Regions from separate parts of the Mus musculus genome. Here all the other regions are linked to region 3. Evidence: chromatin loops called from intact Hi-C (ENCODE). Cell type or tissue: left cerebral cortex. All regions are shown on one strand.

Region 1 (5,000 bases), 360 kb before region 3:
GTACAAATTCTAGCACCTGGAGGCTGAGGAAAGAGGAGAGGTGGCTCAAGGTCACTCTGGACTACAGAGTGAGATGAACTGGGGGAACAGAAGACTCTATTTTGGAAAAAAATAAAACAGGGACTATTTAAATATTTGGGACACACTCTCTGAAGACATTTAGTTTTTTCCCCATTAATTAGTTAAAAAGCACCATAGAAAACCTCTGGGAACTAAGCATTCTTTCTTGGCCACTTGTGAAAAACATCTTTTTGATTGGATCATTTCATTAGAGAATATAAACCTTGGTCAAGAGGTGTATCGACAAGCTTCTTATTTACAATGGTATCTTCTGTTTTGCTCTCAACTGAATCATTCCTACTTTATTCTGAATTCCAAAGTCTTCGACAGGAAGGGGCTTCTGAGAGTTTCTGGGCCCTTTATTTTATGTGCAGGGTGGGGTGGGGTATCTTAGTCTAGTGACTTCCGAGTAGTCAGGGACAAGCCAGTGACACAGTGGCCCCCACATGCAATGGTTCTCGTAGCAGGTGAGAATGACTTTAATCACAGACATCTGGTGGTTTCCTCTGCTTCCATCTCCTGCTTTGAAATCTGCAGCTCTCAGGAATTTCTTTCCTGGTTCACTGCACTACATGACTCTTTTTACCCTAGGACTGTGTGTGGCTCCCCAACCCTGATTGATTTTCTGATTTCTATTTTGATACCTATCACATGGGCTCTGTAGGACTTCAGTGCAACCATCTGCCCCATCTTGGATGCCTGTTAGACCACCCAGCTCCTCTAGAGAACAGGGTTGGCCCTTGCCTAGCTACCTCTCTCTGGCTTTCTTCTTCTCTGCCTCCCAAGTACAGTATATAGAAGCTATTCATTTCAATAGCCAGGGAAGCTACAATTTACCTGTTAGTAAACAGAAGATGGTTTATCAACAGACTTTACCTTAATGACTACAAATGTTTACCTCCTGCTTTCCAGAATGCAAAGAAAGTCTTGGAAATGTCATAATATGTAACAAACATTTGCAACACAGATCCTTGTTCATCTTTACAAGAGACAATTGTTTTCTGTCTTCACTGACACAAGAAAACAGTAAGAAACAGATAGGTGCACACACTTAGACGCAAATGAATATGCTAATTAAAATTGCAGCGGGCAGTTTATTAAAAATGTATTTTACAATCCAGCCATTTAAAACATCTTTACACCAACAAACAGAGCAAGAATCGTAAGTGACTTATCTCAAGAAGAATATATTTATAGTTGGATACAAGTATTTTGAAGAATTTTGTACCAAATTATGTTTTGTTATAAGCATTCTGATTTTTCTATTTTTACCCACAGGGAAAAAATTTTAAAACAAGTATCTCGTGTTCATTTTATGGATGAGAGGACTTCACTCACTGAATCTGCCATGTTTGTCCGAATTCCAGCTGTTTATCTTGCAAGTTTCTTTAAGATTAATTCAATGCAAATGGAACTCTGAGAATCATGGGAATACCTGCCAGAGCCCTTATTAATGCCTTCACTTAAACACTCCTTTGCCAGAGAGTCATTAATTTGCTAAAAGAAAAGTGCTACAGCAGCCCTTTGCCTACAGCAGCTTTGAGATGGCTGCCCAATTAGTTCAGTAGCATTCTGATCCTCTTTCTAGGCCCCGTGGCCCTTTGAGGACACAAGAAGGCTCCGATGATAACCTGGCAACCCAGGTAGAAACTCAGCCAAGTGTGAGTGTTTGAAGCTGCAGTTTGGCTGCCATCGTGTCGGCAGAAAGAAAGAATTCAGGCTCCGTGTCATCCAGTACAAAGGATAAAAACGGATTCAACCGGAAATTCAATGTGGCACCACATATGGGATACATGAGTGCGGTTATACAACAGGCCACAGATTTTTTTTTGAACAGTCTCCTACATGTGATGCCGAGGACATGTGTAACCATCATAACGTCTCTAGGAATCTGTATTTAATTTGAGTTGGGGTGGTGGCAGGGATTGGAGATCTGAAGCCGCCACAGGTTTGTGGCAGATGGCTCTGTGTCAGCTATGACAAGCAGCCAGGCTCGGCTTCCTCTGCAGATTTTCTTTTCTCTCTGATCAGGTAAATATGGGCACACTCTGGAAAGTTCTTCAGATTCTGCCTTAGGCTGCAAGTTTGCGACTTAGCCCCATCTGTCACAAATCTTCCCTGGGTTCTGTTGTGAGCAGAGACCTGAATTTACCATGTAGGGCTGCCCAAGAAAATGGAGCCACTTCACCCTGTAACAAGGGGGAGGAAGAGATTAGAAAGCAGTGAATAAGCACAGGCCCCGAGACAAGAGGATGCGGAAACTCCTGCTGCAAACTTGCTTCATCTCTCCAACTCTTACCCCAAAGCCATCAAGTCCCATCACCCCAAGAACACCTGGCTTCCGACTGCTTTAGTGTCACTGCATTTTAACCATGAGAGGACTCTGCTGCATACATTTCCTGGTTCATGCCATAGATGGTTGCTCTTAGAAGTTTACCACCTGTCTTAACTTTTATACACAAAAGGTACACAGTACTTTTAATACACAGCTTTGCCTATGTGAATTCTACTCTTAAGCAGCAAGGACACAAGACAAATGTCTTTACTAGTACATGGAATTTATAAGGTGCTTCACATTTCCAAGTGGGTTTTATTCATTATTTCATTATAGCACTTCCTCGGGGAAAATGCTATTATGGTTGAAAGAAAAAAAAAAATCCAGATCTGCAGATGAGTCACGAACTTGCAGATGAGGCCAAGAACTTACCTATGGAGAAAGACGAATCTCAACCAAGGAGAACTGGCCAAAACAGGGCCAGACCACAGAAAATCATGGGAAGGGAAGGGAATGAAAAAGGAGGGGAGAGGAAGAGAAGGGAGAGGACGGAAGGGTAGGGGAGACAGGAAAAAGGAGAGTGAGCTGTAGACTGAGAATTGGCATCGCAGTTCCCAGGTGTTGCTGAGAGATTTTCCGTCGTTAAGATATCACTATAGACCTTTGCGTTTTCTTAGAAAAAAGTAAGATTTCAGAGCAGTGCTGACGCTGCTGGGAAACACCTTGTCCATATTTAGACTATGAATTTAGACTATGAATGTCTCTCGAGGGGAGCTCAGAAGCAGCATGGCTGTGGTTTGGATGGCTGGAGCTTGACAGAATGAAGACAACTGCAAATGGCTTTTCTGGGCACTGGGTCTGCTTTGTAAGCATAATCATTGTTTGGAATTAGTTTTAGACAAAAATCTGAAAATTCTTTCCTTCAAATAATAGATTTTATAAGTTTCAACTGTTGAAAAACTTAAAAAGGACAGAGTAAAAATCAACAGTTACCTTCTGAAAACCTTAAGAAACTCCTGGACACTCTTAAAAAGTAAAAGACATGGCCTTCCTTTTCCCTGATATACAAGCACACACAAAAACATACACACACATAAGACACACATTCATAGACACATGCACATACACAGACACACGCAGATACAGACACACACCCATAAACATACACATACAGACATACCCACAGACACTTGCTTATATATAAGCACAGACACATGTGTGCGCATGTACACGCCACATACACTCAAATCCCACTGATTTTTGTAAATCCAAGCAAGGGAGGAACAGGATAGACGTGAAGCCTGTGCTGTCAGTCCAGGTGATGTCTAACTTATATACCAGCTCCATTATGTTCCTGTTCTATTTGCAATACGATAGTAAGGGTACTGTAGAAGTCAATACACCTTGCTCTGTTGCACTAGAAATTTGTTTATAGTAGCTGAGTGGCCTAGAGGGGCTCTTATTGTGAGGGAAGTACATGGTTAGTGTAATTTCCTACCTGGAGCAAGACACAGCTTAATGTTAGAAGAAAGTTTCAGTCAAAACCTGTGTGTAATTCATACATATAAACTTTTTTATAAATTTATTTATTTATTTATTTTTAAGATTTATTTATTTATTATATGTAAGTACACTGTAGCTGCCTTCAGACACTCCAGAAGAGGGCATCAGATCTTGTTACAGATGGCTGTGAGCCACCATGGGGTTGCCGGGATTTGAACTCTGGACCTTTGGAAGAACAGTCGGGTGCTCTTACCCACTGAGCCATCTCACCAGCCCACATGTAAACTTTTTAAGAAGAGGTTTTTCGATTATTTTAGATAAAAAAGCTTTAGATTTTATGATTATCAAAAAAATATTTACTTTTTACATGTATTAGATTTTTCCAATGATCATGCATGCCTGTGTGTATGTGTGTGTATAAAAGAGAGAGAGGGGGGAGGGAGGAGGAGGAGACAGAGACAGGGAGAGATACACACACACACACACACACACACACACACACACACATGCAAACATAGATACATATATACATATAGAGGTATGGCCTAAAATCCTCCAGGTGACAAGGTCATAGGGCTCTAATGCAGAAAGTCTTTTTAAGAAACAAAGGAACACCAAGAGTGAATCAGTTGTGTCTGCTTCAAATCCTGCTGAAAGTGACAGCCCCCACACTCTCAGTCATATTGAATGTGTAATGTTTTGTATAAGAAAATTCATATTTTCTCAGATATTAGTGATAATTGTATCTAAAATTAGTATTTTCTTGTATGAAAATATGAATTTTCTTATATGAGGTTATGTTAATTCATATAAAGGAATTATATATTAATAGTCTTACCGCAGTCATTACATTTCTAAGTCTGACTCCTTATGAAAAAGTCTACTCTAAGATAAACTCTAAAAGGTACAAAGCCCGAATGATTTTATCAAGAGAAGGTGTAAACCGTAAGAGGGACAGACTGATGATTCCGTGACCTTCTGTGCTTTCGGATCTCAGCAGCACAAGCTTTATAAAGCAAAACAGAACTGTCCAGTGGAAGGGAGAGTAAAAGAGGAGAAAAGAAAAGACTTTTAAAAGCCCTTGCATTCTTTTCACAAGCACACAAAAGGTGCTCTGCCCTTGCATAAGATAAGTAGGCTATGGACGCTGCCCCGCAGGGAA
Region 2 (5,000 bases), 370 kb before region 3:
TATGTTGGTATAATTTTCAATTGATCTGCTGAAACTCCAATGTTTGAGAAAACAGACGATTGAAGAGCACAAAGACCGGACTTTATAACACTGCGCTCTTACAGAGAAGTAAAACATCCAGAATGTGCCCACTTGATGGGAGTTTGCTGCCAAGCCTCTGCACAGGCTGAAAGCATCAAGACTCCGTCCTTACTGTGAAAACCAAACAATTCACTATCATCCACTAAGGATAAAAAAAAAAAAAAAAAAAAAAAAATCACATTCCCCAAACCCTTTTCAAGACATCTGCCTCCATCTTTGATTCTCCCTTGGGTGGTGGTGGGGAGATGCTATGGTGTGAGACCCTATCTATAGTCACCTCTGGAGATCAAAACTATTGTTGCCTGTAGCAGAAGGCTACCAGGTTCTCTTGTCTCTCTCCTTTGCAGAGTTCATAACTTAAAACAAGTTGAGCTTGTAAGTTACAAAAACAAAAACAAAGAAGCCAACCAACTAAAAGAATTCTTGATCTTGTAATCTAAGAAAGTATACTTCCTTTGTTCCAGGGTATGTAATTAGATACATTGGAAATAAAAGGTACGTTAAATAAGAAGTTTCATAGACAGGAAAATGCTACTTTAAAACCGGCAGTGTCAAATGCTGGTTTTCAACTACTACCACAGGGTGTTTCCCAGGTGACTTCTCAGGGCTGATGGTAGCTAATTATTAGCTGCCACTCCCTGCCTCCCATTCTAAGTGACTATCTCCTGGCAGAAAGACACAGCCAGAAGTTTTTTGTTTCATTTGTCCTTGGGGTTTTTATCAGCATAAAGAATGTGGACTGAGTCAAAGTTAGAATAACTCTTCAGCTAAGCAAAAGCGCCCCATTAATTGGGGGCTGTTACATGATTAATTTGAGGGAAACAGAAGACAGTGATTTCTTTACAACTCACAGTTGGATGCAACATACTCAAAGTAATCCTGTAAATTACATTTTAAATCTTCAACATATTCTGAGCCGATAAAATAGTGGCATGATTGACCAAACTCCTTTTAAAAGTACACATATTACGATGCATCATAGTTATAAACAGATGGTATTTGGCCTCCTTCCTATTCTCAACATTTGGAATTTCTAAACTATGTGAATTAAACAATAATATTTTATAAACATACAAGGGATTTTGCTCACTGCTTTGTTAACATAGAAATTATACAATGCTGACATTTATTTAAATTTTATAAAGAAAACAACAGTGCGCATGGAAATAAAGCAAACTAAAATCAACAGAGAAACATGCTCTGTGCTCACCACCTCCGTGGCACTGGCCTGCTGAAGGGAAGGAATAATGGGTTGAAGAACAAATTGTAGCTTAGCAGGCCTAATCCTTAGTACACCAAAGGTTCGTTTAACACCTCTCTGTAAACAACGGATATTTATTCCATAATTGGCTATTTGACCATCAGTGTTCATTTAGTATGGAACCTGCTATTATGGAGTTAAAAGAAGTTCCCCTCCATTGGCTTGACAGCTTTCATAGTAGTGAAAGTGTCTCTCAGTTTTAAACACACACACACACACACACACACACACACACACACACACACACACACACACACAGAGAGAGAGAGAGAGAGAGAGAGAGAGAGAAAGAGAGAGAGAGAGAACTTGTGCTCAGGAGCATTGTCATGATATGATATCAATACACACACACACACACACACACACACACACACACACACACACACACACACACACACTTCTCTGGTGACATTGTTGCCAGAGAGAAAAGGAAATGTATCAGATCTTAATTTCATTAAGTGAGATGTTTTTCTAAATAATAGCTTTAACCCTTTATTCGGGTTGGAAGGGAAATGTACAGAATAGAAGGTGCTTCATTTCCAAACACTATTGTAAGGTTTGCAAAGTTTGCTGGGATGCATAACTAATGAATCAGCTACTTCAATCCATTTTGCCATTCCAAAAGCCCCATCATCTCTCTTTATAGTCTCCTCTAAGCATGCTCACCACATTCTTGGGCAGCTCTCCTGGGATAGGCTCTTGTAGACCACTCTCTTTCAGCCTCTTTGTGTGTAGGGATGGAATATGGATTTTCTCACATTTTGACAATCTACTCACATCTCGAATCTACAATTTGAGGAATAATTCAAATCCTCTGGAGGAAAATCTTGAGTGATGGCAGAGATGATCACCAAAACTCTGGGTTAACTGGGTAACATTTGGGGTCCAGTTGAACTTCACTTTTGCATGCAAACTTTTTGTGTGTGTGTGTGAAAAAGAGGGAGGATAACATACCGGATGTCGACTATATACGACGTAATTAATGCTACATGGAATGGGAAGGAAAGGCCACTGCTGGTACCAGGGAATGTGAACCTTGCTTTCCTTCACGTGTGTCTCTATACGTACACACTCAAATAGGTAATGATATGAGGCTTAGCACTCGTGTGGAAACGCTTTTGAAGCAATTAGAAGTTTCAAAATACTAAACAATTTTTCCATTTCTCCCAAACTTAGAGCAAGTGAAAGACAAATCTATGAGCTGCTTCTCAAGACTTTCTGTCCAAAGGAATTGCTTTTAAATACTCCGTGCCTCTGCCCTCGTAGAAACAATCCGCGGTGGACAGGCAGGGAAACAGTTTATAATCTCCGATAGAGGCATGATGTACATGGAAGAAAAAAACAACAACTAGAAAACCCAACAACACATGTTTTGAGCATGTGATGTAAATGAGAGTCTGACAAGGCCAGAGTGGAGAGGAGTGTTTGAAATCCTATAGCCCGGGATCTTTGCTACAGCCCCTGTGCCCATTGCCCATCTCCATTGGGGTTTGCATTGGCCAAACTTCAAACAACTGTGTGTGTGTGCGAGTGTGTGCGCGTTTGAGTGTAAGGATTAGCAGTTCTTGTCTGCCCAGTGCATCTTCTGATTCACGCGCCGAGGGCTGAGAGTAGCCACCTCACAACCCGGTCCTCAGTGCGCAGTGCCCGTGAACAGGCAGGGATGCTGAAGCCCGAGTCGGCGAAACCCTGGGCTCGCGACTCCGCGGCAGCCCCGCGGGTTCCAGCGGCTGCGGCGCCCGGCCCTGCGCTCATGAGGGCAGCGGGACGCGGAAAAACTCCGGTGCCCTGCTTTTTGAGCGCCAAGGTGCTGCTCGCCCTTGTCAGAGCCGAGCCAGCAGTCAAGGGCAAAAGCCATCTGGCCCTCGGGAATGCCCTGCTACTGGCGACCCCAGGCCCGCACAGCACAGAGGACTTCGGCAATGCTCCACCATCAGCAACTCTCCGGCTGGGCATCCCGCAACTCGACCTGGAAAGTCCCAGACTGAAGACATGGTCAGACCCCACCGAGGGTAGAGACTCAGTGCAGGGTAGGAGGGAAGATAGAGGTGGCAAGCCCCAGACAAGGAATCCTTAATCACAGATAAAAGACACCCAAAACCGTAGGCTACATTTTCCACGTGTCAGCTGATGGCCACGACAAAAGGAAACAGAACACGAAGGGGGGAGGTCCCCCATTTATAATGTGTGCAATGTAAAATGCATGAGGTAGTGACTACGGGTAGGTGGTGCCTGGGGCCAAATCGCAGCTGCACATTCGACAGAGTAGGAGGACAGTTTGCTGATGCACCCAGAGGTCTGGGGAACCTCTTACAGAAACGGCTATAAATACTCTGCTCCAGCATTATTTTGCTGCTTTAAAACTTCACTATTCATACATTTTTAAGTTTTAAAATTTGGTGCTTAAAGTGTTGCAATTTATCTTCAGTAATATCCTTACAACACACACACACACACACACACACACACACACACACACACACACACACACACACCCCAGATTTTATTTTGCACTTCTGTAGATTCCATTTTATTGGCTTGGTACCGCCTACTAGAAATCTCGGGGCAAAGCCAACAAACTGAAATCTAGGGAAAGTAGCTGTAAGCAGAACAGTGTAAGTTCTCTCTGCCTCTCTGGATCAACTGGAAAAAGGACACTCTTGCTTCTTCTCCTTTTAACTGATCACGATCCGAAACAGCCTCCACCCTGCCCCCTGGGATTTAAGATAGAGGTCTCTCAGCTACGCCCTGAGTTCTGCAAAAGGTAACTGTGCAAGGCTCCCTGGCTCAACGTTACAAAGCTCCATCCTTTTTCCTGACTGCCAATACTAAAATATACCGAAATAGGCTAAATGACCTCGGAAATTGCACCACCAACCTGCGTTCGATTTTGGATTTTCTGGCACTGCTGTATCAGTTCGGAAGGAGAGGGGTTGGTCTGCCTGCACATCACCGGCTACACTGCAGGCAACAAGGCCACACAACTCCTTAGTCATTTTACCAACCTCCCCCCTCACAGGAGTAGCCTTCTTTTCAACCGTACTCTCCTCCAACACTATGTTTTTTTTCCCACAGTACTTTAGGAAAAAAAAATTCCAAATGCTTTTTCATGTGGTTCCAGTTAAGTGAGTTGCCCACACCCCAAATCATACCATTTGCATTCAAGATTAATAGCTGCATATCAGTGATTCTTAAATACCTTCTGACGCATAATTTCAATTTAAATGATCCTGACATTATTGGGCAGGCAAATGCCTGAACCAAGATGCATGTGGACTGGCTGCAGCCAGATGACAGTCCTACAGTTGGATTAAAGCACAGTTAAGTTTCTTCAACAGTTGAAGGCAGAGAGGCATCTTTTTCACTTCCCACGAACAGAATGGGAGATTAACAAATCACACAGGGTTTTGCCCATTCCCCACTTTCTGATGCATCTTTAGCATCCACTGCTGTGAGCTAGCCACACCCTCTGCACATTCTGGGTTCATTCCTCAGAAAGGGAAGGTAAAAGCTAGTCGGGAGGTTGCTTTTTCTCACGGCTCGGCTCTCCCTCTGGTGCACCGTCCCACTGCCCTTGATTTAGGTGTGTTGTCACTTCTTACCACCCACCGAAGGCTTCAGTTTATATTAACAAGTGATGCTCACGGAGAGGTTTCCA
Region 3 (5,000 bases):
CAGCATGAGATTCATGAGAAGAGAGGGAGCCCACCACTCAGCCAACCGGGAGGGCCAGGACTCAGTGGCTGGATAGCACAGAGACCTATGATAGAACCAAACACAGTGGCAAAAATAAAATAAAATAAACCAATGAAAGGATTCCTAATGATATTCTGCTACACTCATAGACTGGTGCCTAGCCCAATTCTCAGCAGAGACCCACAGCCAAACAAAAGCTGCAGAAGGAGAAGGGGAAGGACTCTAGGATACCACAAGATAACCCACAGAATCAACTAACCTGGGCTCACAGGAGCTCACAAAGACTGAACCATCAACCAGGGAGCTTGCATGGGTCTGCCCTAGGCCCTCTGCATACATGTTACAGTTGTATGGCTGGGTCTTCTTATGAGACTCCTAACAGTGAGAGCAAGGCTTTCTTTAAATCTTTTGCCTGCTTTTGAGACCATTTTCCTCCTACTGAGCTGCCCTGCCCAGCCTTAATATGAGGAGAGATTCTTAGTCTTACTCCACATGTCTTGTTTGGTTGATATTCATAAGAGGCCTGCTGTTTTCTGAAGAGCAATGGAGGAGGAGTGGCGGAGAAGGGACTAGAAGGTGCGGAGGGATGAGAATCTGTGGTAGGGATGTAATAATATCTGAGAAAAGAATATATTTTTAATTTTTTAAACTGTGTATTCCTTTGACAGAAAACCCCAGCTCAGTTCCCAGAATCTACATAACCCCAAATCCAGGGCATCTGTCACCTCTGGCTTCCACAGACACCTGCACTCACATGTGAATACACACACACAATTTTTTTTTAATTAAACATGTTTTTTAAAGAATATGACTAATAAAATTAATAAAAACTAATAAAACCCTGGCATGGTAGAAAGTGGGAGCATGAGGATAAGGAGTTCAAAACCAGCCTCAACTATATAATAAATTTCTGACCCTAAGCTATATAAGAACCTGTTTCCTAAAAATAAAACCTGAAAATGACTAAATTCAAATTTTTAAACTAAAATAGAAAGAAATGCTTCAACTTAAGAGATAGATGTAAGAATAGTTGGCCAACTGCAAGTAATTGTATCACTTGTATCTGATTCGTCAAAATTAGAAATTATTCTTCCATGATCTGAAAGGGAGGCTAAAAAAGAAAGTCAGTGATTACTTGGCAGGTTTTAAGATACCATAATCAAGAGAGAAAGAAGCAGAGGTCAGGAAAGCATTTTACTTTCTCAGTGGGCTGGGGAGTTGGTCAAATCAGGATCAAGTTTGGTACAAGAGTGTCTATCAGAAGGGTCCATCTAGTAAATCCTTAATAAAGGCAAGTAGTTCTGTTAGTTCCTTCTAAATCTCTGGAAAATGTAAAATAGTGAAGCTGAATAACACTGCTGAGGTCCCTCACCAACAGAGAGTCCTATTAGTCTAGGATTTATAAGGTAAAACTGTCAGCATGATTTCAGAACAGAAGTAAAGACACTGTGTTGCTATAAAGTGTATTCGTAGGTATGGTTTAAGTTTGTCGGAGTATCCTGATTCAAAATGTGTTTCCCCAATCCTCAATATTAAACTGTTTCATTAAATACAGAACAAGACCCTAAGGACAACAGTGTATAATTCTTCTCAGTTGAAGCTGAGAATCTATTTCACATCAAAACCTGGAATGTACTAATGAAAATTCAGTATCTCACTGGGTATGTGGGTTCCAACATGAAACTCTTGTCACTGATAAAGCTTAAGGTAAACGGGTTAATAAGACACAATAAAATGGCTCTGTTGAGTTATACTGCCTTTTCCCCCACAGCAGTTCCTTTACCTAACCACTACAGTAAGCTTTAAAGTCAACTTCAGGGGTGCTAAGTCACGCAAGCTGGGCACAGAGGGGACGATGATCCTCAGCGTGGAGAACGATCGCCTTCAATTCACGTTTTCCATTTCCTTAACTGTGATACAGATGGGAGGGAAAATGTAAGCCCTTTCCTTTGAACTTCCCAGGGCCTCAAGGCACTAACTTTAAGAATTATTTCAAAGCTTATCCAATGAGGGGTAGTTCTACGACTGTAAAAGTTGCACGAGCCCCGCGAAGTGGGAATTGGGGTGCAGACGCTGCCTATCGCGAGATCGAGGGTTAAACTGATTTATTAATGCAACTTTGCTGTCGTTCGGTTAGTTGTAAAGACTTATTAACTCCAAGAGCCCTTCCTCGCTTTAGAAAGCCCCGTCAGGCGGGATCCTGCGGAAACATCAGGCCTATGCCGAATCCTCTAATGAGGGGCCGCGAGGTGTTGGGTCTCGCCGCCTGAGGTGGATCCCGAGTAGGAAAGCGCAGGCCAGGCCTTGCTGCGCGGGAGCCATGGCACGATGTCCCAGTGTCCGCCTGGACTCTGCCCTTCCCAAGCTCCGCGCTAGGGAAAAGCATCGCCCGGGGCCACAGCGCGGCCGGGCAGAGCAGGAGGCCGCGCGTGCGCCCGGGAAGCGCGGCCCCGGCTCCGCCCTCCTCCCCCTCCGCTCCTCGCGGCCGCCGCCCCACTGGGAACTCCGCGCGGCGCGGCCCCGCGAGGCGGGCGCCGGGAGGGAGGGGCCGCGCTCCCCGCCTCCCGCGGCCAGCGCAGCTCCCAGCCAAGGCGACTCACCTCCTCCTCCTCCTCCTCCTCTCCTCCTCCTCCTCCACGGCTCCCTCCAGGCCACCGACAGCCCAGCTGGCGACGCGCTGACGCCGAGCCCCTCCCCCGCGGCCGCCACCGAGGCCGCAGCCCCTCCCCGCTGCGGCTGCCGCGGCCTTGGGGCGCGTCAGGCGCCGGCCCCGCCCTCGCCCCGCCCCTCCCCGCCCACAAGCCTGAGGCTCCGCCCCCGGACGGCGGCCTCCACGCCTAGTCGGTGACTCAGAGGACGCGCGGTGCTGGGCGAACTCTCCACGGTGGCGCGGCTCCTCACACCTGCTCTCCGCCCACGGGCCCCGCGTACGCTTTCCAGTCAGGCCAGCGCCCCCGCCGCCCCTTCGGCTTTTCCGTACTCTCTCTCACTCCTCTGGTCGCTGCCTCCGCTCGCTCGCGCTGCGGCCTTCTCTTCCCCTGAGAGGTCTGGGGGCTGACTCACCGGCTCGCACGTTCTCAGGCAGGTGGCTAGCCGGCACCTGTAGTCCCCTTCCCTGTCCTTCCGGGCGCGCCTAAGCCTCGGGGACCCCGCAAGGCGAGTGCACACCCTCCTGCAGGTATTGGTCAGCACGCCCCGCTTTCCCCCCCCCCCCCCTCGGAATTCTTGCGGGACCTCTCCTAGCCGATGCTGGCGTTTCCTGTACTTAACTTATATGCAGCCTTTTGGCTGTCGAGACTATACGTATTACAGATGCATCTTAGAGTATTAATAATAACATATCTGCGGTCCCCACAAGAGCAGCTACAGAGCAATTAAAAGTCAGAAAGAATCCAAGAAAGTCTAAATGGTTTCTATTAAAAATAGGAATTTATCTCCCTTACATTTCTGTGAGTCTGAATTAGTGATTTCGTATTTGGGATCACGTTGTGGATTAAATGATTCATGCAAAGACAGAACATGCAACGGTAGGTCTATGCTTTTATCTGGTAACTTCATTTTTAAAGCTACAACTTGGAACAGACTGTAGTGCAGAAATGCATTAAGCATACCAAAATAACAGAGCCTGATTAGGCCTTTGGAGTTACAACCACAAGTTGCTTAAAGTTATGTGAGAAAACATTGTTATCCTTAAATTGAACAGTGAAAACGATCTTCTGTTCTAAACAAAGCCCACACTCTATGTGGACCTCCAAAGCTTAAAACCTCTGTTGACTTGAACAACAGTATCCCGAGCATTTAAAAAGCCTAATAAACCATCTGTCCATCTACTTTTACACAAATTGGGAAACACAAAAAAAGTGAATGCAGAAAGCTGAAAATGAGAATTCCAAATGGCAAATGGATCTAGTAAATCCTTTTTCACAGAATAAAATATTGGGGAAAAGCCCAAAGCCTACTATTATTCATCAATCTGGAAAAAGCCATAATTTTATACATGAATTGTATACTTAAGATCACCGGGAGTCTTTATTATTATTTTGCTGATTAAGATCTGAAGTCCAGAGAAAATGAGTTGCCTAGCCAATATGCCCAGATTTCCCAAGACCTGTCTCACATACTTGTCAGCATAGGATTTAGAGCTACAAGCATAAAGTCACTTAAGGTCCAAATTCGTTGACATTGAGGCTCTGTCTCAGTATCCGTGGTCTGTGAGTGTGAGCTTAGGTAATGCTGTCAGAAGCCATCTCACCCTAGTATGTTCAAGGATTCTTGTTATGCAACTTGCATCTCTCAGTCAGGGATCATCTGCATGATCTCAGTGACATCTGGCCCCGGCTCTGGAACCTTGGTCCAACCAAGCACATTCATCCTCAGAGGGGCCAAAGGCTGTGCCTGATTAAAAGAGTTATGAAATCTCTATTGTCAAGAAAATTACAACATTATTGGTGAGGTAAAATATGAGGCATGAAATGATAATTCAACACTAATAATCAAGGACTCAACAGTAATTTCCAAAATGTTAAGTGGGGAAATGATACACATGAATTAAGAAAAGACTTCTTAAAGACCACAACATCAAAAAGGAGACCCATCGTCTAGAGCGCTGTGTATAGGACAGAAAGTAAAATAAAATGTTTGGACTAAAGCACTGTGAAGAAAACAGGCACACCAAGAATGAGGGAAAGTTAGATCAGGGAGGTAAAACACGATAGCTGAGAAACAAGAGCAAGCCCGGTGGAGATGCAGGATTGAGCCATTGGGAGAGGACCTAGATTTCAACCTGAGACACAGGTTAGTAGGAAATCGTTGTGGGTAGACTGGGCAGGAAAGAAAGGAGGGTGAGGAATGAGGTGAAAAGATCAGAAGGCCATAATCTTGTTAGGAATACTGCACATCGATGCCACTTAGAAAGACTTGGGTTTGGTGAGCATACATAGAAAGCAACAGAAGGTAAGAAGTCCAAGGTGATGTGGAGA

What was found. Hi-C counts contacts between places; a loop is a spot of excess contacts. Peaks named below come from ENCODE experiments on the same cell type or tissue, not always from the same donor. Only the 100,000 strongest peaks of a DNase experiment are listed, where the experiment ranks them.
Region 1: it touches region 3 in a loop (4-fold over the local background); 5 of 42 quality-filtered maps call a loop at or near these places.
Region 2: it touches region 3 in a loop (3-fold over the local background); 4 of 42 quality-filtered maps call a loop at or near these places.

Annotation. Positions count from the first base shown.
Region 1 is chr2:44,563,286-44,568,285 of GRCm38, forward strand. It overlaps Gtdc1 (glycosyltransferase-like domain containing 1), which reads right to left. Exons shown (of 11, transcript NM_001362987.1): 11 at 1,127-2,249. The coding sequence ends at 2,166. Among named protein-coding and RNA genes, the nearest start is that of Gm39806, 65 kb to the left of the region's middle. In left cerebral cortex, no CTCF peak of the experiment used is centred here; DNase peaks (open chromatin) are centred at 1,982, 2,752 and 2,984; H3K27ac peaks cover 2,878 bases.
Region 2 is chr2:44,553,953-44,558,952 of GRCm38, forward strand. No RefSeq gene overlaps it. Among named protein-coding and RNA genes, the nearest start is that of Gm39806, 55 kb to the left of the region's middle. In left cerebral cortex, no CTCF peak of the experiment used is centred here; DNase peaks (open chromatin) are centred at 2,991, 3,547, 3,905, 4,301 and 1 more place; H3K4me3 peaks cover 1,700 bases; H3K27ac peaks cover 2,297 bases.
Region 3 is chr2:44,924,521-44,929,520 of GRCm38, forward strand. Gtdc1 (glycosyltransferase-like domain containing 1) reads right to left here and starts at 2,716. Exons shown (of 11, transcript NM_001362987.1): 1 at 2,622-2,716. In left cerebral cortex, a CTCF peak has its summit at 2,403; DNase peaks (open chromatin) are centred at 2,645, 2,883, 3,499 and 4,271; H3K4me3 peaks cover 2,661 bases; H3K27ac peaks cover 2,609 bases.